2 separate regions of the Homo sapiens genome follow, and region 2 is linked to region 1. Evidence: read pairs that join two places in POLR2A ChIA-PET (ENCODE). Cell type or tissue: Caco-2. All regions are shown on one strand. Each heading gives the region's core, and the rest is flanking DNA. Links, peaks and the distances in the headings are about the cores only. Region 1 holds the start of CBARP (CACN subunit beta associated regulatory protein). Region 2 holds the start of LINC01836 (long intergenic non-protein coding RNA 1836).

Evidence for each region. ChIA-PET counts read pairs that join two places held together with the same protein. Peaks named below come from ENCODE experiments on the same cell type or tissue, not always from the same donor. Only the 100,000 strongest peaks of a DNase experiment are listed, where the experiment ranks them.
Region 2: POLR2A ChIA-PET joins it to region 1 with 6 read pairs; 3 of 35 experiments call an interaction of 5 or more read pairs at or near these places.

What each region holds. Positions count from the first base shown.
Region 1 is chr19:1,236,888-1,239,780 of GRCh38, reverse strand. It overlaps CBARP (CACN subunit beta associated regulatory protein), which reads left to right and starts at 1,776. Exons shown (of 10, transcript NM_001393918.1): 1 at 1,776-2,025. It overlaps CBARP-DT (CBARP divergent transcript), which reads right to left and starts at 1,853. Exons shown (of 2, transcript NR_186324.1): 1 at 1,555-1,853; 2 at 261-417. RefSeq lists a silencer at 1,639-1,858. In Caco-2, for the core only: no CTCF peak of the experiment used is centred there; a DNase peak (open chromatin) is centred at 1,651; H3K4me3 peaks cover 1,611 bases.
Region 2 is chr19:782,165-785,057 of GRCh38, reverse strand. It overlaps LINC01836 (long intergenic non-protein coding RNA 1836), which reads right to left and starts at 2,262. Exons shown (of 2, transcript XR_001753829.3): 1 at 1,728-2,262; 2 at 1-243. LOC101928450 (a long non-coding RNA gene) reads left to right here and starts at 2,450. Exons shown (of 2, transcript NR_187752.1): 1 at 2,450-2,854. RefSeq lists an enhancer at 2,136-2,709. In Caco-2, for the core only: no CTCF peak of the experiment used is centred there; DNase peaks (open chromatin) are centred at 1,457 and 2,327; H3K4me3 peaks cover 1,999 bases.

The sequences.
Region 1 (2,893 bases), core at 315-2,814:
GGCTCTCAGGACCGCATATCCAGCTGCCACTCCAGGAAACTGGGAGGCCTAATAGACTCAGTCTCACTCGTGGAACCACTTCCCTCCAGTCCCCACTCCAGGGTCGCCCACGGGTGAGGGCGCCATTACTCCAGCCCCAAACCTGGGGTTCCTCTGGAATTCCGCCCTGTCCCGGCCTGTGCACCCAGCATGGCCACCGCGGCTACCATCTCTTGCCTAGGAGGCCCCAGCCTCCCCCCGTTTAGTACAGGTACCTTTTCTTCACACAGCCAGAGGGAGTCTTTATTAAAAATCAGAAACCTGGCGGGGTGTGGGGGCTCACACCTGTAGTCCCAACAATTTAGGAGACTGAGACAGAAGGATCTCTTGAGCCCAGAAGTTCGAGACCAGCCCGGACAACATAGCAAGATTCCATCTCTACAAAAAAAAACAAAACAAAAATTAGCTGGGCATGATGGCGCGCACCTGTAGTCCCAACTACCTTCCGGGCTGAGGCTGGAAAATTGCTTGAATCCGGGAGGTGGAGGTTGCAGTGAGCCGTGATCACACCACTGCACTCCAGCCTGGGCGACAGTGCGAGACTCTGTCTCTCCAAAAAGCAAAACCGAAATACAAAAAACCCTGAAGCCTGCCCATGTCATGGTCCTGCTGGGAACAAGACGATTTCTCTGCTTCCTTCACAGGCATTGACTTGCAAACTTTTTTGCCTCAAAACCTTTGCCCATGCAATTCCCATTTGCCTGGCACCAGGTTCCCTGGGGCTGCCCTTGGAGTTCACAGCTATCGGAGTGGTGGCCCCACAGCACACAGGAACAGGCAAGGCGCAAGGCATAGGGCCTTGGAGGGACGTAGCAGAGGAGGGGACCCAGGCATGGGCTGGAAGCCAAGAGCAGAAGCGCCGAGACTGTGAAGCTGGGGAAGGAGTTGAAGGAAACCGGGGTGAATCTCTGGCTGCATGGACAGAGGCCTGGGTACAGGGCACCTGCAAGGGCAGAGGCGGGGAGGCTGAGCTGGGCCAGCCACGTGCCAGAGCGGTGTCAGCCTTTCTTTGGGACGAGAAAGAGGAGGCGCTGTGGGGTGTTAGGCGTGGGCTCAGAGGGGTTGGGGTGGCGCTCGGGCCAGGCTGGTGGCAGGTGTGTGGCCTGAGTATCTGCAGGATGAGGTTCGATGGTCTAAGAGGGAGAAGCGGGGGCAGCTTTGGGCTTTGGGTTTCTGCGGGTGTCGTTCTGATGTCACCCCACGAGGAGCAGGCCTCTGTGAGTGCACGTTTGGGCCCCGATGGGCTCTGCTCAGCTTTGTGCCGGGGTCTGTGATCGCTGTCACACAGGGGAGGGGGCAGGAGAGGCATGGCGAGTCCTCCACAGTGCCAGAGGGGACCTGCGTGGGGAAGCAGGCGGGGCGCCTGTGTCCAGAGACCCTGGGCTGTGCAGCTTAAAGGGGAATTGTGGCCGAGGGGCCCTGGCTGTGCCGCCCCAGAACCCCCACGGACCAAGCAACGTGAGAGGGGAGTCCGTGCCCCCCCGGACCCCACCCCCTCCTGCGCACGCGGCGCACCTCGGGCTGCAGAGTCGTGAATTCCAGGACACCCCCAGCTGCGTCCCTGGGACCTCAGGACCGGGCGAGGTGAATCGTGCCGATGGGCCGGGGGCGGGGCTCGGCCGCCGCGGCGGGTGCGGGGGGCGGCTCCGCGTGCGGAGTGGGCGCCCGGGAGCGCAGGCTCCGCCCCCCGCCCCGCCGGAAGGGAAGGGGAGGCGGTGGCCGGCGCGGAGCCAGCCAGACCCAGCGGCGAGCGCAGCGGGGGCGGCGGGCCGGGGACCGGGCAGCACCGGGCGCGCGGAGCGGGCGCGCCGCCAACGCGGTCACGTGCGCGGCCCCTCCTCTCGCGCCGGCCTCCCCCGCGCCGCGCTCTCCATTCATAAATTCTCCGCCTGCTCCGCGGCCACCGGGCGCCGGAGCCAGCCGCGAGCGCCACGCAGCCGCCCGCCGCCAGCCCGCCGCCCATGGGCCGCTCGTCCCGGCGCTGAGGTAGGCGCGGCGGGCTCGGGGCTGCGGGGGGCGGACGGGGGACAGGCCGGGGATCGCAGCCGGCTGTGGGCTAAGCGGCCGGAGGGAGGGCGCGGAGGAGTCCGGCGGGCGTGGGGACCGAGATCCGGGCCTTGCGCCCCCCACCCGGCTGCCTCCAGAGGGACCCCCGCTCAGGCCCCGCCCCAGCCTCAGTTTCTCCCTGTGAGGTCGGGCGAGGACGATGGCGTCTCGGCTCAGCCCTGGCGTCGGGTCCCTGCCTCCCCTGGCTCGCCATCCCCACCCTTGGCCGGCTCGGGGGCGCGGTGCTGCCCCGTGGGGAACCTCCGCCCTCGGCTCCCGCAGCCGCCTCCCCCAGGAGCCCCCCTCTTCCCCTCGGCCTCCTGCCATCTTCCCCGGCCTCCGGTCACCATCCTGCGCCTGTCCCCACCCCCTCCAGCCTGAACTCATTTCCCGACCTACATATGCGGCCCCTTCCCCCAGTACCAGGGCCCGGGCAGCCTGTGACCGGGAGCGCTGAGGACACCAGCCCCCGCCGGGACCCTGCCCGGCTTTGGGCCTCAGTTTCCCGCTGTCGCGTGTGGGCGGAAGTCCGGGAAGGGCAGGAGCGGCTGCCGCCTGTGCGCTCCTCTCGCTCCGGGAAAGGTCTCGCGCGTGCGGTGCTGACCTGGGGCCGCCGAGCACCCCGGCGCCAGCCCCGACCCCCTGCGATTCCCGGGCCTCCCCACCCGGCTGCGCCGCACAGCGTCCAGGCGGCTCCTTTCCCTGGTGCCGCGCCCCGCCTCAGTTTCCCCCGAGCGTAAGGCGGCCGGGGATGCTCCGGGCGCCCGGGCTGGGCACGGCGGGGAGGCGGCCGCGGCCATCTTGCGGC
Region 2 (2,893 bases), core at 115-2,614, 450 kb after region 1:
GGTCTCGAACTCCCGACCTCAGGTGATCCGCCTGCCTCAGCCTCCCAAATGCTGGTATTACAAGCGCGCCCGGCCTGGAAACATCACTTTGAACACTTGCAGACCGTCCTTCCTCCTCCTGGTCATCTTCCAGATGCAGGAGCTGGTAGCTGAGGGTGTCATCTGTGGGGCCACAGTCCTCTGTGGCCGGGCAGTGCTGCCCCTGGCGTTGGCCCCTCATTCTGCTGGTCCAGCAGTTCCTTCCTGGGGACGTGCAGGGGGAACACAGGCCCTGGCATCGGACACGCAGTCAGCGCACACAGACCCGTCCATCCAGCGCCAATGCCACATTCCACACATGCCAACAGCACCTCCCTCCTGTCCCTGCCATCGTCCCCAACCCCGCACACCAGCCGCCCCTTTGAAGTCCTCAAGCCTTCCTATCACAACAGCAGAGCCTGACAAACAAGAAGAAAAGCCAGGGCCAGGCACTGTGGCTCACGCCTGTAATCCACCAACCTGGGATGTCGAGGTGAGAGAATCACTTGAGCTCAGGAGTTCAAGACCAGCCTGGGCAACGTGGCGAGACCCCATCCGGAAATTTTTTTTTTTTTTTTTTGAGATGGATTCTCCCTCTGTCGCCCAGGGGCACGATCTCACCTCACTGCAACCTCTGCTTCCCGGGTTCAAGTGATTGTCCTGCCTCAGCCTCCGGAGTAGCTGGGATTACATGTGCGCCACCACACCTGGCTAATTTTTGTATTTTTAGTAGAGACAGGGATAGTCTCAAACTCCTGACCTCTAGTGATCTGTCCGCCTCAGCTTCCCAAATTGCTGGGATTACAAGAGTGAGCCACCGTGCCTGGCTGCTAAAGTTTTTTTTTTTTTTTTTTAATTAGCTGGGCGTGCTGGCGTATGCCTGTGGTCCCAGCTACTCAGGAGGCTGAGGCAGGAGGATCACTTGAGCCCAGGAGGTCGAGGCTGCAGTGGGATGTGATCTTGCCACTGCACTCCAGCCTGGGTGACACAGCGAGACCCTGTCTCTACAAAAATAAATAAATAAACAATGGGCCGGGCGCAGTGGCTCACGCCTGTAATCCCAGCACTTTGGGAGGCCGAGGTGGGTGGATCACAAGGTCAGGAGTTCGAGACCAGCCTGGCTAACATGGCGAAACCCCGTCTCTACTAAAAATGCAAAAATTAGCCAGACGTGGTGGCTCATGCCTGTAATCCCAGCTACTTGGGAGGCTGAGGCAGGAGAATCGCTTCCACCTGGGAGGCGGAGGTTGTGGTGAGCCGAAGTTGCGACACTGCACTCCAGCCTGGGCGACAAGAGGGAAACTCTGTCTCAAAAAAAAAAAAAAAAAAAATTTAGCCGGGCGTAGTGGCATATGCCTGTAGTCCCAGCTACTTAGGAGATTGAGGCAGGAGGCTCATTTGTGCCATTGGGGTCAGGGCCGCAGCAAACTATGATTACGTCACTGCGCTCCAGCCTGGGCAACAGAGCGAAATTCCAGGAAGGAAGGAAGGAAGGAAGGAAGGCCACAGTGATCCTTTCCCTGCCACCCCGAGCTTCTGGGTCGAGCCAACAGGGTTAAAATTCCCGGGCATCTTCCTAGAGGAAAATTCTAGAATCCGTTGGGCCACTGCAGGCCCCATCGCCTTCTATCCATCACCCCTGGATTTCTGGGCAGCTTCCTTTTTTTTGCTTGTGATAAAATAGGTCCTAACAATAAAAACAAACATACCCAGGTGCCCATGTTTATCTCCACGGCGCAGCCTCCGGGTTCTGGAATTTTCTTGGTCACTTCCAGATATTGTAGAGAATTCCGGAAGAGCACCGCAGACAGCCCAGGCGCGGCCCGGCCGAGGCTTAAACACGTTTTCTTAAATCACCAGATTCCGCCACCAACCTGCAAAGTTCATGGTTTTTTTCTCTCTGCGAAACTCTTGCCTTTGAAACCTCCTGCAGGGGTTCCTGTACCCCCAGAGATTGAACAATTCAAAACCTTCAGGACCCCTGTCCGGAGGCCCCCAAATCCCCTTTGGTGAGGGCTGCGGCCGGCGAGGAAAGGGCGCTTGACCCTGTCACGAAAGCAAATTCGGTCGGGTCCTCCAGAACCACCTTCTCATTTTCTCCTGTTTACCTCACAGCCAAGAATGAGATAATAAAACAGAGAAAGAAATAGAGACGGGAGGGTTGGGGGCAGTTTCCACGGTTTCTTCAAGCACAGTTCCTGCAGGGTTGTCTGGTTTGCACAGAGAGGCTGTTGGCTCCTGGACGTGGGTCCTTGGGGGACCTTCGATTTCTCGCCGGGTCCAGGGTGGCCCCGGCGGGAGGAGGACCTCGCCCACATTCCTGGGATTCCTTCTCTCCTTCCCACATTGTTTGTTTGTTGACTTTAAATTGGACTCTGCCAGGAATTCCTTTTCCTCTTGGGTTTAGTGGTGAGCAGGAGGGACTTAGCATATCACAGAGCCCCCGGCAGCCAAGCTACCGGGTGTCCTGGCCCCCTTCAGTTCCCTCCCTTGTCCTCCTCGAGGACCCCCCAACTCAGGCACCCACACCACGGGGGGCTGCGGGACCCCGAGCCTCACTCGTGCCACCGGCCACCCAGCGTCCCCTGCATCTTCCCCGGGGACTCACACACCGCCTCGAGGCCACTCCGCCCCTCCGGATGGATGTCCAAGCCTCCAGCCAGGGCCCCTTCCCTGCTTCATCTCCAGGGTTGACGGAGGTCGAAGGAGCACATGTCTGCTTGCAGGGCACGCCAGGTCCTGATGGACACTGACGTCTAGACCTAGACGGTGGCTCAGCCTGAACCCTGGACGGCCTGGAGCACAGCCATGCAACTGCTTCTAAGACAAAACCGAGGTGGGGATTAAAGCTACCCTCCCAGGCCGCCTGGCTGGA